2 separate regions of the Homo sapiens genome follow, and region 2 is linked to region 1. The links are chromatin contacts, found by Hi-C or POLR2A ChIA-PET in ENCODE. All regions are on one chromosome and are shown on one strand. The core of a region is the stretch at or near the end of the contact, and the rest is flanking DNA. Distances in the headings are between cores, read along the strand shown.

The links. A loop is a pair of places that touch in the nucleus more often than their neighbours do. ChIA-PET counts read pairs that join two places held with the same protein, here RNA polymerase II (POLR2A). Pooled maps may share reads with other maps.
Region 2: a map of CD4-positive, alpha-beta memory T cell shows a loop between it and region 1 (20-fold over the local background). The contact joins the promoter of KLF7 here to the promoter of CYP20A1 in region 1. A Hi-C loop is called at or near these places in 1 of 168 maps with a recorded cell type or tissue (CD4-positive, alpha-beta memory T cell) and 5 of 50 pooled maps. POLR2A ChIA-PET finds 5 or more read pairs at or near these places in 1 of 52 experiments (activated CD4-positive, alpha-beta T cell).

The regions. Positions count from the first base shown.
Region 1 is chr2:203,237,383-203,241,360 of GRCh38, forward strand. It overlaps CYP20A1 (cytochrome P450 family 20 subfamily A member 1), which reads left to right and starts at 1,636. Exons shown (of 13, transcript NM_177538.3): 1 at 1,636-1,752. The coding sequence starts at 1,681. RefSeq lists enhancers at 1,337-1,386, 1,672-2,243, 2,067-2,356 and a silencer at 1,457-1,666.
Region 2 is chr2:207,164,169-207,168,146 of GRCh38, forward strand. KLF7 (KLF transcription factor 7) reads right to left here and starts at 1,780. Exons shown (of 4, transcript NM_003709.4): 1 at 1,299-1,780. The coding sequence starts at 1,400. MIR7845 (microRNA 7845) reads left to right here and starts at 2,232; the gene lies at 2,232-2,330. RefSeq lists enhancers at 82-790, 1,392-1,491, 1,499-2,207, 2,208-2,915, 2,916-3,624 and 1 more and silencers at 1,982-2,621, 3,242-3,291.

The DNA.
Region 1 (3,978 bases), core at 386-2,885:
AAGCACATTTATATGCAGAGAAAGACTTAAAAATACAATTTCTGCCAAGTGAAATATTAAACAGCATGTTTCATTATATTTGCTATAGATGCCAAAAGAGTTGCCATTTTCAATGAGGTATGTTTCCTGCTTATGTAACAGTCATTTATCATAGAAGCTGTAAAATGCAATCTGGAATTTCTCTTGCCAAATTGCTGCCTGTTCTTGACATTTTATATTATTAAAGCTATAAAATCTATAAATACTTTTAGCACACTTTCACTAAAAGCAGCACTAGTAAGTAGCAGGCCTTGTCTTGTATTTCAGTAGCCACGTCAAAACTTCTGAGCCAGGCGAAATAGAAAGAGGGGTCCTAGGGTATTTTATGCCCAGGGCAACAAACGCCAAATGCTGACGTAGATAGCACTTATTCGGTTTTGCCAGGAGCTGTGCTAAGTGATTTTCATAAAATATGTAATTTAACCTACAGGCAACTCCATGTGGTATTATTTTCACTTTTTTACATAGAAGGAAATGGAAGCTTAGAAAACTGAAGCAATTTACCGAAAGTCAGAGTTAACAGAGCAAGGAAACCTGAACAGTGTGCAGCCTCCGCTCACCAGAAAGTGTCAAAGAATCACATTTACTAGTACTTCAGACAGAAATTCTGCGAAACAAGGCGTATCTACTCTTGTTTTACTCCCAGACACTTCCCTGTCCCGCTTAGATCAGTGGTGGTTTTCACTCAAATTTAAGTGTGTAACAGTGTCCCCGGGAGGGCTCTGTTCAAACAGATTGTTGTACGCGCCCCCTACCCCTGCCCACCCCGAGTGTTTGATTCAGTAGGTCTAGTTTGGGATCGAGAATCTTTTTATTTTGTTTTCCTTTTGTTTTGTTTTGTTTTGTTTTTGAGACAGGGTCTCGCCCTGTCGCCCAGGCTGGAGTGCAGTCGTGCCATCTCGGCTCACTGTAGCCTCTGCCTCCCCGGCTAAAGTGATCCTCCAGCCTCAGCCTCCGGAGCAGCTGGGGCCACAGGCAAGCGCCACCACTGTAGGCTAATTTTTTTTTTTTTTTTTTTTTTTTTTTTGTAGAGACTGGGGTCTCACTATGTTGCCCACGCTGGTCTCAAACTCCTGGGCTCAAGCGATCCTCCCGCTTCAGCCTCCCAAGGTGCTGGGATTACAGGTGGAGCCACCGCGCCCGGCATCGATAATCTGAATCTCTAACGAGCTCCCGGGCGACGTTGATGCAGCTGGTACCGGGACCACTCTTCGAAAATCATCGGTTTAGAGGTTTTAATTCTGAATCCATTGCGAAAACTGTTGGGCGGACAGAGCACTACTAACTCCTAACTTTTCTCAGAAAGCTGGGCTCTGCTTTCGCCAGCAACCCGGTCCGAAGTCGCGGGCATATTCTGTCTGAAATCGTGTGCACCGAAATCCCCGCCTTGCGGTGGAGGCTGGCGCTAGGCGGCCTCAGCCTCGGCCTGCTGCGCTCAGGAACCCGCGCCCCGGCTCCTCGGCGATCCATTGCTCTTTCCTCTGGCGCCGGCCGCAGGCCTCGGTCACGCCCCCAGCGGCCCGTTGGTTTCCGGGTCCCGCGGGGTGCCCCCGCCCACACGCTATGCCTTAAATTGGGCCAGGCTGAGGCGCTGCTGCTGGAGCGGCCGATCCGAGACGTGGCTCCCTGGGCGGCAGAACCATGTTGGACTTCGCGATCTTCGCCGTTACCTTCTTGCTGGCGTTGGTGGGAGCCGTGCTCTACCTCTATCCGGTGAGCGCCGTCTTGGCTCTCTGGGGCCCCGGGCGCCGCCCCAGTCTCTCTGTCGCCGGCATCCAGGCCAACCTGCCCGCTGCGGGCCGCAGGGGGCGGGCCTGAGAGGAGGGTTCGGGTTCGCTCCAGAGCTTCAGCGCGGGGACCGCACCCGGAGTCACGTGACGCCCCTCCCGGCAAGCTCTGAGAGCGACGTGGGCTGCGTCGCTACCCCTCAGGCGCCGGGCCAGGCGGGCGTAGAGCTGCTGAGGAAAAGCCCGCGCCCCCGCAGGCCGGTCTCACCTTGCCAGGCACCCCGCGCCACTCTCCAAGGCGGCTCTCAAGTACTTTGGGCAGCTTTTTGGCCATAACTCGCCAAACCCAAATTTCATTTCCCAGTGTGTCAGGACGAGACTCCTGGGCGCGCCACTCCTTTCTCCTTTCTTGAGGATTCTCCCAGCACTTGTGTATTCCTCTTTTCCATCTGTCCATCGATCTATCCTGACTGGAATCCAAAGTGCTCGAGGTCCAGGTCTTGCTCCTCTTAGGGGCTCCAGGCAAATGCTTCTTTGGGGAGAGCGCCGCGCTGCGGGTTCGGGTGCGAGGTTTCCTCTGCCGCTGACGCCTCTGCGAGCCTCCGGTCCTCCTCTCTCCACTTGCCTCCGTCAGCGAGAGAGGGAGGGTCTGAAAACAAAAGTGTTGATGACTGAGGACCGTCTTTAAAACCTGTTCTACACACTTTGGGAGGCTGAGGCGGGCGGATCACGAGGTCAGGATATCGAGACCATCCTGGCCAACATGGTGACACACCGTCTCTACTAAAAATACAAACATTAGCTGGCTGTGGTGGCGGGCGCCTGTAATCCCAGCTACTCAGGAGGCTGAGGCAGGAGAATCGCTTGAACCTGGGAGGCGGAGCTTGCAGTGAGCCAAGATCGCACCACTGCACTGCAGCCTGGCGACAGAGCCAGACTCTTATCTCAAAACAAACAAACAAACAAACAAAAAACACCTGTTCTACAAAGCAAGGTGGTGGTTTTACAGTGAAAGTTGAAAAGTAGCTGAACTGCTGGAATTGACCATACACCTTCTTAAATGTTCTTTTCCGAGCAGGTAAATGGATTAGACTAGAATCTTGCAACTACACAATCAGGGACTTCCTGAAATCTTATTTTCTGAGAAACTAAACAATTTTAGTGGTTCTTGAATTTTTGGTGATTTTAAAATGATACTCTTCTTTGATCAGCTCATAGAAGCACACTGTTTATTCTTAGCACTAGCTATGTGCCAGATATGGTTCCACGTGCTGGGAATCCAGCCGTGAAACAAACCGGACAGAAAATTCCTGACTCTTGGAATTTATTTCCTAGAGAAGGGGAACAGACAATAGAAACAAATAACATAGGATTGTGGGTAGAAATAAAGTTGGGGATAGGTAGATTGTTATTTTAAAGTAGGATGGCCAGGAGATACGGAGACATTTGAGTAGAAACGCGAAGAAGGTGAAGGTGCAAGCCATTCTGAGAAAGAGCATTCTGGGTCGAGGGAGCAGCAAATGCAAACCTTCAGAGGGAGACACGCCTGGTGTGTTCCTGGAAAGCAAGGGGACCAGTGTGGTTAGAGTGTAGTAAATGAGGAAGATACCAGAGGAGAGAAAGTCAGAAAGATGGGAGTGAAGGACAAATTTTAAATGACTTGTAAGGCTTTTTTAATGGACTTTTGCTGTGTGCCACTGGAGGATTTCAGCAGATGAATGCCATTTGAAATTGGATAGAATTCAAATTTAATTTTATTAGATAAATTTTAAAAGAATCATTGTGGTTGCTAAGTCATGAATTGACATGGGTCTCCAGGTAAGGATGGAAGCAAGCCAAGTAATTAGGAGGATATTATCATTTCAGCTTGGATCATGGTAGTAGTGGCACAGATAATGAGAACTAGTCAATTGTGAAGATAGTGCCAATGGGATTTCCCAGTGGATTGGATGTGAAATGTGAAAGAGAGGCATCAAGGAAAACACCAGTTATTTTTAGCCTGGTATCTGGAAGGATAGATTAATTCCAGGGAAGATCAGGGGTTTTGCTGGTGGTGGTTGTTCTTTAGTTTTGTTTTGGTGGGAGGTAGTGGGGATTTATAGAGATTAGGAGTTGGTTTTGGGTGGGCTAGGTTTGAGATGCCTGTTAGACATTCAAGTGGAGATGTTGAGGAGTAACTGAATATATGTCTTGAGTTTATGGGAAAAGTCCA
Region 2 (3,978 bases), core at 530-3,029, 3.9 Mb after region 1:
GCTAAAGCAGAGACTGTTACATCTCAGCCTCAAGCTGGCAAATCCTGCTTTGGATCCCGGCAGAGGAAATTCAGCCGTTCATTAGCCTTAACAAGCTGCTGTCACTAAGCGAAGAAATTACACGAGCAGCCACACACCGAGCCTCTCACAGCCCTCCCCCCAAGGGCAAGCGGGTTTCTCCAGGACGGACTGTACAAGTTCACACTTCCTATGTGCAAATCCGGACTGTCTTCTTGGACTTTCCATGGTGCACACTGTACAATTTTTAAATACCCGTGTCCCCCCGCCCCCACCCACCATCTTTCCTGCAGAATGTCCCCTCAGCAGCTCCTAATCGCTGCTGAAAAAAACCACTGTTTCCGCAGCAGAGCCAGCACTTTCCACTGACCAGCACTTTCTTTATTCCACTTCACAAAGCCCAGTGAACTTGTCACCAGCCCCACTTCATCCTCCCTGGGACGGCTAGCCAACTTGGCATCGGTGCCCTTCAGCATCCTGGGAGTTTCTTAACTAGTCCTCTAAGACAAAGTCAAAGGCATGGAAGCACACATCAGCCTTTGTCCGAGGTTGTGCTGCCTAACTAGAGAAGGACCCTAAACAAAAAAGAGAAACAAGGACACGCATAGAGGGTGTTCTCTTTCTGGAGGGATCACACTGGGAAAACCTACAATTCATTGTCAGCCTCAGCTACATCTTCCCGTCCTCCTTGAGTATCTTTTGTCAGTGGGCTCTTCTCTCTTTTGCCTACCTTCTAATCTCAAAATCAAGCTCCTATTCTTTATTGACACTCGCTAATTACTGAAAAACACTCCGCTTTGCTCCTGCCCACCCTCCCCCGCCCCCCATCCGATGGTCATAAGCACCAGTTGAAACAGATGAACCTGATTTCAGGTATCAAGTGGGTAGAGCTCATGCATGCGAGAACGTGGTCCCTGTCAGCAATCGCTCCTAACACCCCAAACCACCTTCCCACCCGGCTCCTCCGAACCCCAGAAGTTCGGCAGGTCTCTGATAGGGGACAGCAAACCCGACAACGTGTGCGCAGGGATGTGTGTTGGCGACTGAAACGCAGGCAGCTCGCACCGGCTGCTCAGCTCGGCACTCTACGAGGTTAGGGGTGGGTGGAGAGGTAAGCGCAGATGACTGTTTCAGAAAACATTTTCAACAACAGACAGCCAAAAAGGAAGAAAAAAAAGTCAAACAAACAAACAAAAATTTCAACCCAGAGCCCACACCAACGCAGCCCCTGCGTCTCCGCCGCCACCACACGATTTACACAAGTAATTTAAATCATTCACCTGCTGCCAGGTCTCCTCCAGGGATGGTAAAGCTGAGAAGTAGCCGGTGTCGTGGACAAGTTGTAGCTCCTGGAATATACTATAACTAGCCAACACGTCCATGCTGCTGCTGCCGGGCAAAACGGGAGGCGAAACCCTCCCCCGAACACAGTTGGGGCTGTTTGTTTGTCAGTCTGTCTGGCTCACCCCCCAAGAAGGCAGACATCCAGTGGCCCTTTTGTTTTGTTTTGTTTCAGTCAACTAAAAAGGAAAAAAAAAAATCAATGCAGGAGAGGGAGAGAGGAGGTGAGAGAGGAGCGAGTGAGTGGGGTGGATGGAGAGAGGCATCCAGCGTGTACAGTGCAGACGACTGCCAGGAAAAGGGGACTTCTCCACGGGAGTAACAATTCCCTTCCAGGGCTCTAATCACTCCAGCTCGTGGATCAGGAAGGGGGATGCAAACTCACTGACACGAAGCTGCCATCTATTTCTGCAGCGCTGTTCGCTCCTAATGCAATCTTTGCTCTTTATTTTGGGAGGTTGCATTTTTTTCTCTCGCGATCGCTTCTCTTCCCCCCCCTTCCCTTCCCTCCCCACCCCCCACCCCATCCTTGCTAGTTTGTAGTCTTCCCCCTCCCTTTTCTCCTCCTCCTGCTCTTCCCCCTCCCCAAACTCCCTCCCTCCGTTCGGTTCTCCGCGCAGCCGTGGGATCTCGAGGAGGGCGTCCATTAGGCCGCGTGTGACCATGTAAGGTAAACAGGGGGCTCATGAAGTCACTGAGGACCAATGGGGAGCCCGGAGCAGAGCCTGGGGCGGGGCTTGGCCCTGGCGGCGGGCGCGGATTGGCACGCTGCGGATCTCCCTGCTGCCTTACAAGGCGGTGCGAGGCGAGCTATTTTTAGAGGGCTATATAAGGGGGCTGAGGCGGCCGCCCGGCGGCCGGGCAGCGCGAGCGCAAGGGACAGGGAGGGTCGTGGCGACACTCGCGCCAGCTCCCGGGACGGCTGGGCTCGGGCTGGTCGCCGACCTCCGACCCTCCACTAGATGCCTGGCAGAGCCCGGCGCGTCCGGAGCCCGCGCCCCTCAGAGGGAAGGGGTCGCGCGTCGCCGCGGCGGCCCTGAGGCTGACGGTCGGGAGGTGAAAGGCCGGAGTGCGGGGTCAGGACGCCTCCTGGAGGGGGCGCGGCGCAGGGGGCCGCGGGGAAGCCGCCGAGGGCGCGGAGCGGGAAGGAAGGACAGTGGCCACCCCGCCTCCGCCTGGGCACGGGGCAGGGACCCGCGCGAGGCGGTGCCGGGGAGGTCCTCACGTACTCAAAAACAAGCAGAAAAGGCATCCAGGGCCCCTTCCCGAACTCCCCACGGGCTGCCAGGGTGCAGAGAAGAAGCGCCTGAGGAGGAAGTGCCACACAATGGGAGAGAACAAAGGGGAGCGGAGCGAGACCGCGGCCTGCGCCCGCCCCCCGCTTGCGCACAGTCCCCGCCCCGCCCCGCGGGCGCCGCCGCCGCCGCCCTCCCTCCCGCGCCTCCTTCTGACCCCGAGCGAGAGACCTGGTCGGGAGTCCGGCGGCTAGAGTTGATTGCAAGGGGCCTGTTGCTCGACTGTGCGTTAAAGAGGCTAGAGGGAGCCTAGGTAGACGTGGGGCGCAAGCTGGAGCCGGCAGCTTGCGAGGGGGCCTTTACGTGATGAGGCTCACCATGGGGTCTCCAGCGAGGTGTCTGCAGAGCTTCGATGGTGAGAGGAGGAACTCGATTTCTCGTTTTCTGGAGTTGGGATGTAGACATAGAGAGATCTGTTACATCTGAGATGAAAACCCTGCACAATTCACGTTAGGGTTGGCCAATTGTTTGCTTGACCTTAAATGGTTAGTGTGGTTTAAGCTTCCCCAAAATGCGCTGTGAGCTGAGCTTCCACTTTTGGAATGATTGCAGAATTCGGTGCTTAAGAGATGAGAAACTTCGTTCTACCAGTAATGGAAGAAACGCTTCACCTTAATCACCCTCCTTGTCTTTCCCCTCCCTTTGACTATGTAGGACTCGATAACACAACATTTGAAAGATTCTACTCTATGAAATAAGCACAGATTGAAATTCAGTATTTGCCAAGGAATATTAAACATGAATTACTGGGATTGAGGAAAGCCTGATTTATTTACTTGTTAGTGTCTGGAATTCTGTTGGCCAGATTCATAGCATTCATTGTATGAGTATAATTGGAACATTTACTCTAATGTAGATGCAGATGCATCTGCAATTAGATGTGCAAGGACGCTGCCAGCTAACTAGCTGCACGACTTTGAGCGAATTACTGGGTCAGAACTTGTATCTACCCATCTCAGAAACAGAAATAGTGGGATCCGCGTTGTCTAGTTGTTATGAAGAGTCAAAATATCTTTGGTAACTCACCTAGCATAGTATCTGACACTATTAGGTGAATACTAAATATTAGCTATCATTGTCTCCCCACTTGAGCTATGTAAACTAATAGGACCTTTAGGAGAATATACTATTAATAGAATCTTGGAGATAGAGGAAAGGTAGAAACCCCTTGCTAGTTTGTTACAAGGTCTCCCCTTCTCCATGCTCTCCCCTGACCCCCATGCTATTTCAACTGGGGGGATGGGCAGGAACCATTGAGAAACACTAGGGCAAAAAACATGTTCATGAATAATAGGGGAAGGAAAGGAACTTGGGTATAGAAAAC